2 separate regions of the Homo sapiens genome follow, and region 2 is linked to region 1. A link is an interaction called in ENCODE POLR2A ChIA-PET data of the cell type or tissue named here. Cell type or tissue: Caco-2. All regions are shown on one strand. Links, peaks and the distances in the headings refer to the core of each region. The heading gives the core; the rest is flanking DNA.

Region 1 (7,394 bases), core at 1,231-6,230:
ATGTGCCACCATGCCCGGCTAATTGTTTGTATTTTTTGTAGAGATGGGGTTTTGCTACATTGCTCAGGCTGGTCTTAAACTCCTGAGCTCAAGCAATCCGCCCGTCTCGGCCTCCCAAAGTGCTGGGATTACAGGTGTGAGCCACCGTACCTGGCCAACCTCACACATTTTTAAACCTCACAATACATCATTAGGTTTTTTCTTTTCGTTTTAAGCAGTTGGTTATCTTTTAAGGATATTTTAAAAGTAAGTTTTTAATATTCGTCCACATATTTTCCATTTCCAATACTTTTTATTCCTTTGTCCAGCTTCAGATTGTCCTTCTGTCCGACGACTGCCTTTAACATGTCATATGACATTTGTCTACTGTTGATGAAATCTTTCAGTCTTTGGATTCCTAAAAAAGTCTATTTCACCTCCATTTTTAAAAGATGCTTTTCTCGGGTATAGAATTCTAACACTTTTTAAAAATCTGTTGGTACTTTCGGCCGGGCGCAGTGGCTCATGCCTGTAATCCCAGCACGTTGGGAGGCTGAGGCGGGTGGATCACAAAGTCAAGAGATTGAGACCATCTTAGCCAACATGGTGAAACCCCATCTCTACTAAAAATACAAAAGTTAGCCAGGCGTGGTGGAGCATGCCTGTAGACTCAGCTACTCAGGAGGCTGAGGCAAGAGAATTGCTTGAACCTGGGAGGCGGAGGTTGCAGTGACCCGAGATCGCACCACTGCACTCCAGCCTGGCAACAGAGTAAGACTCCGTCTCAAAAAAAAAAAAAAAAAAGAAAAAAGAAAAAAAGAAAAAGAATCTGTTGGCACTTTAAAGAGGTTGCTCCATGGTCTTCTCACTTGCATTGTTTCCAATCAGAAATCCATCCTTATCCTTATCTTCATTCCTCTGTATGTGAAGTTTTCCCTCCCTCTAGTTGGTTTTAAGAAATTTCTCTTTAACACAAGTTTTGAGCAGTTAGATTATAATGTGACTTGGTGTTGTTTTCTTAATATTTCTTGTGCTTGGGGTTTACTGAGATTCTTGGATTTGTGGGTTTACCTTGTTCAAATCCTTGTTTTACAACTTAAAGTGCCTTAATATTACACACGCATTAGGGCACTTTAAGTTGTCCTGTAGCTCACTGATGCTCTGTCCATTTTTTAAGTATTTTTTTCTGTGTGTTTTATTTTGTACAGTCTCTATTGCTGTTGCTGTGTCTTCAGGTTCACGCATCTGTTCTTCTTCAATGTCTAATCTGCGGGGATCCCATCCAGTGTACTTTTCACCTCAGACGTTGTAGTTTTCATCTCTAGAAGTTTGATTTGTGTTTTTTTTTTTAAATCTTCAATGTGTCTCCTCCTAATACTCACTCTTTTCTTTACCATTTTGAACATAAAAATATAGTTACAATAATTGTTTTAATGTCCTTTTCTGCTAAATCTACCTTCTTTGTCATTTCTAGATCTGTTTCTATGGATTAATTTATATCCTCATTTTGGGTTACGTTTTCTTTTTCTTTTTTGCATGCCCACTAATTTTTGATTGCATGCCAGATATTCTGAGTTTACTTTGTTAAATAATTGACATTTTTGTCTTCCTACAAATATTCTTGAGCTTTGTTCTGGAATGCAATTAAGTTACATGGAAACAGTTTGTTTCTCCCGAGGCTTGCTTTGAACGTTTCAGGCAAGGTCAGAACAGTTTTTAGCCTAGAACGAGTTTATCTCCCCTACTGTGGCAAAGCCTTCTGAGTGCTCCACTCCACGTCCCATGGGCCATGAGATCTCTGCTCTGACTGGCGGAACAGGCAACATTCCTGCCTGTGCATGAGCTCTAAGGGTCACTTCTGCTTCTCTTTCTGATGGTCTTTCCCTGGCCTTGAGTATTTGCCTCTCACACCTGCACAGATCCGTACACACGTAGATACCGGAGGAGGATCTTCCACGGACTGTTGGAATCTGCTGTAAATTCAGCTCCTTCCCCTCTGATCCATTCACACCTAGACACTGGAGGAGGATCTTCCATGGACTGTTGGAATCTACCGTAAATTCAGCTCCTTCCCCTCTGATCCATTCACACCTAGATACCGGAGGAGGATCTTCTGCGGATTGTTGGAATCTACCGTAAGTACAGCTCCTTTCTGTCTGGGACTCCGTCCTGTGGTTTATGGCCATCTTTGCCTAGCAGGCTCCCAGCTGTGTTTCCTCAGCTGTAGGAAACCGTGGTTCTGCCTGGATTCCTTTTCCCTGTGCTGCATCCTGGAAACTCTCTCCTGGTCATGAGCTCCGGCAGCTCTAGGTCTCAACCCGTTTGTTTCACGTCTCTCAGGGAGCACTGCACCACGCTGCCGGAGACCAGGCTCTGAAAACATTTTGCTTCACATATTTGCCTGTTTTTTTCAGTTGTTTCATGGGGGAGAGTGAGTCTAGGTTCTGTTCCTCCCAGGCTGTTAGTGGAAGTTTTCAGAACTGGCCTTTTGAAAAACTTCCCAGAGACAGTCACAAATGTTCCGTAGTCACTGGGGCTTCCCTTTACGATGCCGATGTGGTGAATGCGTGTGGTGTCGTGTCAGTGTGATGCACCTGTGTGGTGAGTGTTGTCTGTGTATCATTTTCCACAAACATAGATTTTGGTTCATGCCTGAGCTCTCTGACTGATAACTGTCTTAAGATTAAAAGGAAACCCTTTGGAGTTAGTGTGCATTTCTGGATTTGTCTTTTTTTTTTTTTTTTTTTGAGACAGAGTCTTGATCTGTTGCCAGACTGGAGTGCAATGGCGCGATCTCAGCTCACTACAAACTCCGCCTCCTGGGTTCAAGTGATTCTCCTGCCTCAGCCTCCTGAATAGCTGGGATTACAGGCGCCCGCCACCATGCCCAGCTAATTTTTGTATTTTTAGTAGAGACAGGGTTTCACCATGTTGGCCAGGATTGTCTTGATCTCCTAACCTTGTGGTCTGCCCGCCTTGGCCTCTCAAAGTGTTGGGATTACAGGCGTGAGCCACTGCACCCAGCCTGGAAGTCTTATCTTTCTTTGCTGTGCAGGTTCCCACCTTCACTTTTTATTTAATTTTTTAATTATTTATTATTTATTTATTTATTTTTTGAGATGGAGTCTCGCTGTGTCCCCAAGGCTGGAGTGCAGTGTCATGATCTTGGCTCACTACAACCTCCGCCTCCTGGGTTCAAGCAATTCTCTTGTCTCAAACTCCCAAATAGCTGGGACTACAGGTGCATGCCACCACACTTGGGTAATTTTTGTATTTTTAGTAGAGACAGGGTTTCACCATGTTGACCAGGCTGGTCTCGAACTCCTAACCTCAGGTGATCTGCCCACCTCAGCCTCCCAATGTGCTGGGATTACAGGCATGAGCCACCGCGCCCGGCCTCACCCTCACTTCCAATGCAGAGTCCAGCACTTGCAGCTGGAACCCACCAGGCCAGGAGTGGGAACACCGGGAGACGCTCCGGGCCCCAGACCTACCATATTTAATCCTGGCTGCACAAACGCAACATGTTCTAACTTGAAAGAGGTTCATTTATTACAAGTGAATGGCATGGCAAGTTACTGCAATAGAATACTCAAATATTTATTTTATACTTGGTCAATTATTTCTAGCACATCTTTTAGGGTCATTGCTCGTTCCTGTTTTACTTTGGTTGTGCTTGTCTGAAGGCATTTGCCCCCAGCTGGGTGTTGTTCAGACCTCTTGCCTCTCTTGTCTTCTCAACAAGACTCGGTGACATTTGCTCTCTCCAAGTGCACGGCAGCAGAAAATACTGTGGTTCGCAAGGCAGGGAAAGTGGATTAGGCTTGGTCGTTTATTCTCGTTCTTTCCTTCTTCCTTTGCACATGGGTGGCTGGGAAGCAGCTTCGTTTCTAAGGGCAGGGAATGACCACAGCAGTTGTAAGAGCAGCAGCTGAGGCTGAGCCAGGCCATGAGCATTCCCTCCGCCAGCCGTGAGAGCGCCTCTTTATCATGGAGAAAGCAGCATCAGAGAGGCCAGCTCAGAGGACAGCGCCGATTCTCCGGGGCTCGGGCCTCCCTCAGCTCCAAGCCTGGGTGCTGCTCTTCTTGTTTGTCTGTTTGGCCTCAGCCCAGCATTGGGTTCGTCCTCCTCATTGGCACTTGGCCACTGTTGTCACCACTCCGCAAGGCACCTCACCTTTGTCATTCCTCTTCTTGGTCCTTCAAATCCTCATTCCCAACTCCAACCTCCGCTCCCCTGCCCCGCCGTGTGCGGCCGTCCTTGCTGGTGTTGTCTCTTCCCTCCTGTTCTGGAGGAGTGTGTGTCTCTTTGTTTGGACTCTGATTTCGCTTCCTACCATGGTGCCAGTGCCACATCCCATTCCCACATGGCGTCTCCAAGACCCCTCCCTGCTGCGTGGTGGATTAGCTCCTGTGGGCGCCACCGTGGGCACCCTAGCGGGGGTGCCAGTGCCACATCCCATTCCCACATAGCGTCTCCAAGACCCCTCCCTGCTGCATGGTGGATTAGCTCCTGTGGGGGCCATAGTGGGCACCCAGTGCGCTTTGCCTGACCCTCCCAAGGTGATGGACATGGAGTGTCCCGCTCCTGCTGGCCTCATTGAGCCGTGGGCACGTCCCTGTGTGGGCCCTGTGTGGCTGTGGGAGGAGTCCTTGGGGGGTGGATCCTGGAGAGGACTTTGCCGGGCCCTGGCGTCCCCACCTCTCAGGGCCAGGCCGCTCCCCAGGAAGGCTGCACGGTTTATGCTCCATGAGTGACCCCAGGGCTCCCCTATGCCCACGTTCTAGCCACACCTGGCACGAGCCAGTTTCCTACATTTTGGGAGCTGGGGGGTGTGACGTGCTGCCTTCTGCAGAGTAAGCTGCATTTCCGACGTTTTGGCCCCTGCTGGTGGTCTGTTCACATGCGGATCCTGTCTCTGGGGCTGTGGCCGATTGCCTGAGGTTCAGCTGTGCCCACTGCCCATGTGGAGGGCTGTCTGCCCCCATCATCATCAGAAATGGATGTCACAGTAAAAATAAATCTGCTTGTCACACTGGGGGCCATTTTGACAGCAAACTCCATGTCTAGCAATTTCTCTTAAAAATACCCTGTGTGAGGGAATGATGCGCATTTGAATGACTAGTTCTTCACTGCTGTTAATAAGGAACACGGAAGCTCTGCGTGTGCTGATGTGGAACCACCTCCGAGCCAGTAAGTGAGAAAACTCGCGCACAGGTGTGGCCCCACGTCCAGAGGTCCATCCGCACGCCCCGGGCTCCAGGTTTGGCCGGATGCTCCCTGGACAGAGCTGCAAATCAGAATCCACAGGTACCTGCAGGGGCCTCAATAAAATAAAGACTGAAAAACAACTGGAAAAAAATATAAATCTTAGCAAATCTTTGCAAGTTGGAGCTGGAAGACCTGGCCTTCCCGTGGTCTCCGGAGGATGCTGCCTACCGCTGGTCCCCATGGGGGACTCGCCCACACCCCTGGCCATTTTCAGTGTGTGTGTTTGTCTCCTTGTCGGTGCGTGGTGACACCTCACCGACCTAAATACACAGATGGGGGCAATTCCCTGATGGACCCAGGACACCGACACTCACCCGGCCTCAACGTTGCGATGTTTCCACACAGCTGAGGGGCTGGCAGTTCTTCATGGTGCTTTTTGACTTAAAGATGTTTTTAGGTTGGATGCAAGCACATCTACTCATCTTTTCCTTTGTGATTTCTGCCACTGACATTCCCAAATTTATGTAGTTATTGACTTCCACATGAAAATTCAATTTAGGCCAGGCACGGTGGCTCATGCCTGTAATCCCAGCACTTTGGATGGCTGAGGTGGATGGATCACGAGGTCAAGAGATCGAGACCATCCTGGCCAACATGGTGAAACCCCGTCTCTACTAAAAATACAAAAATTAGCTGGGCGTGGTGGTGTGCACCTGTAATCCCAGCTACTTGGGAGGCTGAGGCAGGAGAATCGCTTGAACCTGGGAGGCAGAGGTTGTAGTCAGCTGAGATTGCAGCATTGCACTCCAGCCTGGGGACCTAGCCAGACTCCACCTCAAAAAAAAAAAAAAGAAAAAAGAAAAAGAAAATTCAATTTAACTGAAATGTGTTTCCCTGTGTGCTGAGAAATTGGAACACAGCTCCACCTTGTTCCAAGCAACCAGGTGGCCGTACTCTGTCCTGCCCTGGCAACAAGGCTGCCCCGACTCCCTCAGATTCCCAGCCGCAGGGCTTCCTGTAGCAGCTCCGCTCCCTACCTGTGCCTGCCCTCGCTCAAACCAAACGCAGTCCTCTCACACATTTATTTCTGGGGCTGAACTCAAGTCACACTGGCCACATACGAAGAAGAAACACCCTCTGCAGCCTGGTCACAGCCCCACCTGCTGCATCCCTGGGAAGATCCCCAAGGCTCGCCGGCCAGCACCCCTTCTGCGGCACCACTGCCTTCCCGGGTTCTCAGGGGGTCTCACTGCAGTGACAATGGGGCGAATCCTTCAAAGATTGAAGGGCCCACTGGGGATTTCTCAGCAGCCAGAGCTGCAGGCCCACACCCTGGGGCCAGGCTGCAGAGCCAGCATGTCCGAGTCCCAGCTGAGGTCCAGCCAGCCGTGGCCCACCTGGACTTGGGGGGTCTCAGCCTGTCGTCTTGGATGGTGGGTGTCATGCACTTGTCTGGCCTGATCTGTCACCAGCCGTGTGGAGTCCGACTAGAGAGCCTTGGCCCCGAAGGGTTTTCAGAAGCCGCCTCCAGTCTCTCGTCAGCACGGGACGTGCTAACCACTGAGCCCAGGCTTGGAGACGATGCCGCCGCTGTCTGAATATGGAGCCACTCGGCACAGACTGCCTTGGATGGCATGACTCTAAAAATATCCCCAAATAGGTGGCCTCCTGGTCATGCCCTCCGAAGAATGGAGCTCATGTCTAAACAGGAATGATTCCGTCAGACACGCAGGAGGCAAAGGTGAGCATCACACTATCACTCCCCACGCCACTGGGCTCAGGAGGCCAAGTCCGAGTGCCGAGGGCACGGCCACCCCCACACCTGCTTCCCCTCCGCAACTGTCTGGGCTGCGTCTGTGCTGTTAGTTGAGCAGAGGGCTCAGCCTGAGCCGGGACAAGCTCCTCACTAGCATCCCCGAGAGTCACCAGAGCGCAGGACACGGTCCAAGAGAGGCACACTGTCTGAGTGTGGTGGAGGGTTGAGGCTCCCCGGGAGCCTCAGAGCATCCCTTCTGCTCAATTCAGGGCAGTGAGTGGCCTTGGTTTGGGCCCCTGCACCCTGGTCCTGGTCACTGCACAAACCCCCAGCCCTCGCTCCTCTGCTCTGGCCATGAACCACTGCAGGGCTGTGGCTGGAGCAGGACACTCCAGGCGGACACTCACATGCCAGCAGCCTCCGGGCCCAACCGTCTCTGTGACAGAG
Region 2 (7,394 bases), core at 871-5,870, 550 kb after region 1:
TTCTCAAGTTCCCAAAAGGAAACACATTCCCTTTATAATAAAAAGGAAGTGACACTGTGGATAAACACATCGGAGGCATCCTCGTCAGCAGCCCCCACTGGCTGCGGTGGACGGTCTGGCACTGCTCCAGGCCTAACTGGACATCCTCCCAGCAGGGGACGAGGGCCAGGACCAGCAGACCACCCCTGGGTCATCCTGTCTCTGCTGTTGTCCAGCCCAGGGCCTCACACCTGGGCATGATTCCCCCAGATGTGGACCCTCCCTGGCTGAGGACTTCCATGGCTGGCCTCGGCTCCCTGACTCCCCGACTCCCCGACAGGGCCCATCTGTTCCTTCTGAGCCTGAGGAAGCTTCCCTGTTACTGCCCTGACGTCTCAACAGGGCCTGGTGTGTGCGATGGTGACAGCTCCCACAGTGAGAAGCATGCTTGTCCGTCACCAGAAGACACCCAGCCGCACAACTCAAGGGGTGCAGTCACCCCAAAACCTAGCTGGTGCAGATGCCTGCTCAACGCCCCCTCCAAGGTATTGGAGCTCCTGGCTGCTCCTGCCTGCTGGCGTTTAGCGATCCCTTCAGAAAAGCAGAGCTCAGAAGCCAAGTATTGATCTCATGGGATGCTTTGTTTCCTAATGAGCCATTCACTTTAAAGCAGGCTCACTGCTTACATTTAAATTTTGGATTCCTCTGGTCAAACATCCATCAAGTAAATGGATAGAATGTTTAATTTGATGGAGGCTGTGCTGGCATGAGCAGCCGGGCTGCCTCCGCCTTTCTCCTGGACCAAGGGGACGCTTGGGGGCAGAGGCTTTTCCACCAGGAGCCACCAAGGCCGGAGCTGGGTTGGGCTGGCTCTCAGAGGGGTGCAGCCACGTCTGCTGGGCAATTCCCCGAACATCTGGCCCCTTGGCATCATGGAGGGAAACGGATGGCTATTTGCTGACTTCTAGAAAACAGCTGAGTTTATGCAGACTACCAACAAAAAGGCAAAGAAAAAAATGTGTTTTGCCTTACAGCTTTCAAACAAATGAGTTACCCATTGTGCTGTGGGACACAGCCCCCTAAAAGTTGCACACCCCCTCATAGGGATGCTGTGTTCTGCTTCCAGCAGCTTCTACAAGGTGAGGTTCCCAGCCCAGTTTCACAAAGCGTAAGTGGACCCCCAGCAAGTGTTCACGAACCAAACACACACTTTAAAGCGGCAGATCCAGAAACAGGTCCACACCACCCTGGCCACGTGGCTGTGGCTCTAACCTCTGTCTCCACGGGTGTCTCTGCCTGTTTTGAGTCCCATATAGACGGTCACACTATGTGTGTGCTGCTTCATAAGAAACTTCTAGGCAATCACCACCGTGAGGGCCGCCTCACCCTGGCCTCACGGCTGCATTCACGCTGGACTGAATTCAGAATCCTTCCCCAGTGTCTAAATCGAGTTCAGAGTTACTTAGCAAGGGCAGGCTGGGCCGTGGCCCCACAAACAGGACTCTGAGTCTGGAGGCCCCGTCAGGGGTCCTCAGGGCTCATTCAGTGAGTGTGAGGGGCTCCTCAAGCCTTGGAGATCTGCAGAGGTGGGGGCTGTGGGGGTGACAAGGTGTGGATTCTGCTCCTGATGCCCCCCGAGCACCTCCACGGCCCCCTTTCCCCTGCCCTGCCCCTCCCCTCCCCTGCTTTTCCTTTCCTCCTGTCTTGTGGCCCCATCCCGGTTCTACAACCTTCCTGCTACCTTCAGGATGCTCCAGGTGCAACGAACAGGAGCCTCTTCTCACACTGCCCACCCCTCAAAACCTTCACTGGCTCCCAGAACCTTCACTGCTCCCAGAGCTGGGCAGCTCAGGGCAGCAGGGGCTTCAGGCATGGCTGATCCAGGGCTGTGGGATGGTTGAGATGGGGGGCCATTTCCACCCTCTGCCCACGCTGCCCCTCCCATCTTGGGGTGGCTGTGACCGCAACAGGGCTTTGTGCTGATTGGACCACCGTGAGCCAATCCCCAAAGCCAGGGGTTCTCCCACTGTGACCAGCTTAGACCAACCACTCACATTTGTGAGGGGTGTCGGAAGAATTGACAAAGATTGAGATGAGCAAAGATCCTGGGGCTCTCCATTCAGCACAGGAGGGGCTTCCAGAGCCCCATGGTGGCTGCCAGTGGGGAGTCCCAGCCTGGCGCAGCTGCCTGTGCGTCTGGCCTCAGCCTTTTCCGTACATTGAAATAAGAATAGTTAATAAATGCAAAGTCCTTATAATGCTAGCTGGCGCACGGCACTATGGGAGCCTCGCTGTCACACTAGGTCCTGTCTGCCTCCGTGCTGGAAACTTCCTGGGCCTCTTGTTGCACTCAGAGTTCAACCCTAACCCCTCTCAAGGCCCAGGGGCCTGGCACACTGTTTCCTGCCTCCCTGCCCCTCGCCGCACCTCTCTCGGCTCCCCTGGCCCGGGCTGAACCTGCCAGCTTCGCACCTGCTGCCCCTTCTGTCTCCGCCCAGGGCCCCGAGTGGCTCCTCCCCCAACCAGGCCCTGCTCGGCGGGGGCGGCCCCTCTTGTCTCTCTCCCCTCTGCCACTTGGTTTCTCTCTGCCCACAGTGTGTGTGTGTATTGGCTTCCTGCTGTCTTCCCCCTGGGAACAGGAGTTCAGATCCCCTGAGACAGGAATCATACAGGGTGGTTGCAAGAGGATAGAAAATTCCAGGCAGCAGTTTTCCAGGACCAGCCAAAGGGAACTGTTGAAATAGATTTCAGGCTGTAAGACCCTGAAAACCAGAGTGCGGGCCCAGCTGGCTAAGACCAACTGGACCCACCCCGGTGCTGGATTTGACCCGGGTTTCACCTAGGACCTCATGATACGCTCATTAACATCCTAAATCCCAGGCCAGGTGTGGTGGCTCACGCCTGTAATCCCAGCACTTTGGGAGGCCGAGGCAGGCAGATCACCTGACGTCACGAGTTCAAGACCAGCCTGGCCAACGTGGTGAAACGCTGTCTCTACAAAAATACAAAAATTAGCTGGGTGTGGTGGCATATGCCTGTAATCCCAGCTACTCGGGAGGCTGAGGCAGGAGAATTGCTTGAACCCGTGAGACAGAGGTTGCTGTGAGCTGAGATCGCACCACTGCATTCCAGCCTGGGTAACAGAGTGAGACTCTGTCTCAAAAAAAAAAAAAAAAAAATCCTAAATCCCACACCCATGGGTGCCAGGACAGTTCTGGGAACACCCATGTTTGGAGTAAAAACTGGTGGGACCACAGTTCTGAGAAATCTCCACCTTTTTCCAGGAATCTTCTTGGACTCTGCCCCTTGGTTTAAAAAAAAACCCATAAAGGCAGCAGCCCCAAACCTCACTGCGCGACTGTCTTGTGAGTCCACGCGAACTCCCCTCTTGAGTGTAGACTTTTCACTTTGCAATAAATCTCTGTACTTTGACTATTTTCGGACTTGTCCTTGAATTCCTTCTCGCGGTGGTGTCAAGAGCCCTGACACTGGCTGGGATCGAGGTCCCATCAGCGTCTGGGGACCTTGCACAGCCCATCAGTATCACCCTCAGATGAGCCGAGGGCGTGCAGGTCCCAGGTCCGCTTGGTGCCGGTGGCATGAGTGGTCGGTCTGTGAAAGCCAGGGGACCCACAGCAGTGCCAGCCCCCAAGGTAGGGCCTGCTTGCCCACAGCTCCCCCAGGTGTGAGCCCGCCCTGTAGCAGCAGGCTGCCCCTGGTGGTACTGCAGAGCCCAGGGTGAGTTCAGCTCTGTCCCCAGAGGGCCGGTGGGCCTTCTGCTGGCTGTTTGCACAGCTCGCTGGGTGCGGGGCAGCCTTGGCCTTTAGCCGGGGCCTCCCTCTCCCTGCAGGGGGAGTCCCCAGAGTCACCAGCCTGGCTGCTGTTTCTGCAACGCCCCCACCACGCCCCACCACCATCAAGGCCCCTCTGCCCCTGCCTTCACCTCCCCAGGACTGGGGCCTCCATCTGCTTTCACCTCCCTGGGCTCCCAGGTTCAGCCCTCCAAGAGTTGCTGCAGCTTTACTCTTTCTCTTCCTTTCACTACAGATGCGTTCCCCCCTCAGTTCCAGGTGTGCGTTGGGGACAGAGACAAGGGCATTGCCCAGGCTGCCATCCTTAAGAAGTCTACGTGGGAAATGGGTAACCCACAGGAACAGACTTGGGTCAGTGGCAGGCATGTCCCATCCAGACACCTCTTCCCCAGCTGCTCCCTTCGGGCTCAGGTGCCGCCTCCTCTCTGCAGCCTCCTGCCAGGACCTGTCTGCCGGAGCTTCCTTCGCTCAGCCCTGAACCCCGCCCACCACTCCCTGCAGGCACAAATCCCTGATTTCTGTCCATCTGTTCCTTGCCTCTGAAATGTCACCATTGGGTGTTAAAGGGTCTGGAGGTGACCTGAGGCAGGTGAGATAGGGGGACCATGAGGGGGCCACTCCTCAGCCCTGTGCTCTCTATTCTGCCCCTAAGAGGAGCTAAGGAACAGTTCTTTGGTCTGATTGTGACACTGCATCCTGTGCTTTCACTGTGTGGTGGGCTGAGTGATGGCCCTGGAATGTCCGGGCCCCAATCCCTGGAAAGTGACCTCACCTGGCAGGAATGTTTGCAGGGGGGACTCAGTGAGAGGCCCTGAGACGGGGGATTATCTCGGATCATCCGGGTGGGACTGAGGCGCCTCTGGTGTTCTTAGCAGGGGAGGTCTGCCCCACCAGACCACGTGTCACCAGCGCTGTGCTGCTCTGCTGGCCACGAGAGGGAGGCCAAGGGGGCAGCGCGGGGGCTGAGGCGGCAGGAGCCTCGAGGAGTCCTGCAGACACCTTACACCTTTATTGTGCCCAGTGAAACCACTTTGGACCTGGAGCTGTGAGAACGTCCATTTCTGATGTTGCAGCTGCCTGCTCTGTGGCGATTTGTTGCAGCTGAAGCTCGTGCAGCTCGGCAGTGGCGTGGTCTGTGTTTCTCGGGTTGTGTGGCCCCCATTCCTGCTGGAACCGGGGCAGTGAGCCGAGGTGCTGGAGGCCCTGGGCGGGGCGGTGTGTGGTCCCCTCAAGGCTGCCCGGCTGTGAGGACCAATGTCTGCACCACCTCTATCAGCCGGCCCTCCTGCGGCAGCTGGGGTCGGGCGGGGTGTGGGGGGCGTGAACACAATGGGCCAGAACCCAGGTGTGGGCTCGAAGCTTCTGTGGGGCTGCTCCATGCGGGTGCTGTTCCCAAATAATTATCTGGTCAAATGTGACGCGGTCCTGCAGACTTGGCATACTGGGCAGAGCCTGACAGGCTCACACACTTTGAGCAGAAATCCCTTTTTCAGAAATTGCCTCTAAGGAAACGCCACGCGTGGGGATTCAGACGTGCAATGAAAGGGGCTTGATGCGGCTGCTCCTCAAATTTTGGTGGATTTGGTGGGAGGCACCACCCCACCACACCTTCTGGTGCGTTCCCTGTAGGCCGCTGTCCAGACAGACGACCTGGCCCCAGGGTTCCAGGCAGGGTCGGGGCTCACCGATTGTTGCTGGAGAGGTTGGAAGGAGGGGTGAGTGGGGCTGCCCCTCAGTGCCTTGGCCCTGCAGCTAGAGGTCACACCCTGGCTTCGGCGTTGGCAGTGGGTCCCACGCGGGCCTGTGCCGGCCTCGCCGTGCGGGCACCCCTCTGCTGGGATGGGTCTCAGCAGAGATGGAGAATATTGTGCTGTTGAGAACACTAAACGTGTTAGCTGTCGGTGAGACTATAAGTGATTCCTACCATTTTCTTCATGTATCTTTGTATTTCTAGATTTCCTACAATAAACATGTATTAAATTACTATTCTAGTGAAAGAAATAAAAGACAGTAGACTTCCACTTCTAGACAAGATGGAGTGACAGGGGCTGAATGTACTTATCTGCCCAAAACAACTAAATAAGAGACAAGACTATTGAAACCAGGGTCCTCAAGGCAATGGGCATCAGACAAAAAGGAGCCGTGACCCGAGAAATGGGACACGGACGCGATGAGCCCTCTGAGGGCCCGGCCGACCTCCCGGAGAGAGTTTCCAGGTCACAGTGCTGGGAGGTGACGCAGGTGGAGCCAGGGATCTCCTGAGTTGAGGACGCTGAGAGTCGGGGAGACCAAGGCAGCCACAGCTTGCAGGGCAGAGGGTGAGAGAGGGGAGCTGCACCTAGCGAGAACCCTGGAAAGGCACAGAGGGCCCCTGAGAGGCAGCAGAAGGCTGATGAGCAAATTGAATCTGTAGTTAAAAATCTTCCCCTCTCACATACAAAATAACCCCGGGCTTAGACGGCTTCACAGGGGAGCTCCAGCCAACATTTAAGAAAGAGCTAATAGCAATTCTACATAAGCTCTTCCAGAAAGTTGAAAAGCAGGGATTTTTCTCAAGTCCTTCCAGGAGGCCAGCATGATCTTGATATGAAAACCAAAGACATTACAGGAGAAGAATATAGGAACAAGCATCCCCCTTTAGAAGTCCTAAACAAAAGCTTACTAAATTGAACCCAACAACATATTAAAAAGATGATACATCATAACCAAGGAGAATTTTCCCCAATATATCAGGATTGTCTTAAGGATTGAACACGTAAAAATCAATTTAAGTCACCATATTAACAAACTGAAAGAAGAACAATGTGATTGTCTCAATAGACACAGAAAAAGCATTTGACAAATTCCAACATGCATTCTCAAAACACTCTTGGCAAACAGGAGTAGAAGCAACTTCTTCAACCTGATAAAAGGCATCTCTGAACACCCGACAGCTGACATCACACCTACTTGTGAAAGACTGAGTGCTTCCCCTGAGGCCAGGAACAAGTCAGGGACAGCACTCTCAATGGTCCCATTCAGCATTGCACAGGAGGTTCTAGTCAGGGCAATTAGGAAGGAAAAAAGAAAATGAAAGGCATCGTTATTGGGAAGAAAAGAATAATACTGTCTTTATTTGCAGAAGACAAGTTCATCTATGCAAAAAAATCTAATGGAATTCACGAAACAAAAAGCTGCTGGAGCTGAAGAGTGAGCATCACAAGGTTGCAAGGTCAAGATCAATGCCAAGAGTCACTGCATTTCCATACCCCAGCAACGGACAGCCAGAAATTAAAATGGAAAGAACAACACACTTGTCGTAACATCAAAATTATGAACTAGGGATAAATCTGATAGAAGGTGTGAAAGTCTTGTACACATAAAATGAGAAAACATTGCTGAGTAAACGAAAGAGGACATAAGAAATGAAAACTTACACCATCTTCATGGGCTGAGACTCCATGTGCGTAAGACAGAAGTTATCCCCAAATTGATCTGCACATTCAGCAAAATCCCAACTGAAGTCTCAAAAGGCTTTTTTTTCGAAGAGGATTTGACAAACTCATTCTAAAATTCACATAGAAAGGCAAAGGCCCTATAACAACCAGAACATCGTTGGAAGAT

What was found. ChIA-PET counts read pairs that join two places held together with the same protein. Peaks named below come from ENCODE experiments on the same cell type or tissue, not always from the same donor. Only the 100,000 strongest peaks of a DNase experiment are listed, where the experiment ranks them.
Region 2: POLR2A ChIA-PET joins it to region 1 with 10 read pairs; 2 of 35 experiments call an interaction of 5 or more read pairs at or near these places.

What each region holds. Positions count from the first base shown.
Region 1 is chr21:45,557,462-45,564,855 of GRCh38, reverse strand. It overlaps a transcript of SLC19A1 not described here. Among named protein-coding and RNA genes, the nearest start is that of SLC19A1, 19 kb to the right of the region's middle. RefSeq lists an enhancer at 3,802-4,511. In Caco-2, for the core only: no CTCF peak of the experiment used is centred there; no DNase peak of the experiment used is centred there.
Region 2 is chr21:45,009,695-45,017,088 of GRCh38, reverse strand. No RefSeq gene overlaps it. Among named protein-coding and RNA genes, the nearest start is that of PICSAR, 8.7 kb to the right of the region's middle. RefSeq lists enhancers at 1-295, 3,156-4,139, 4,140-5,125, 4,011-5,210 and a silencer at 4,081-4,375. In Caco-2, for the core only: no CTCF peak of the experiment used is centred there; DNase peaks (open chromatin) are centred at 3,315, 3,778, 4,268, 4,558 and 1 weaker place; H3K4me3 peaks cover 1,185 bases.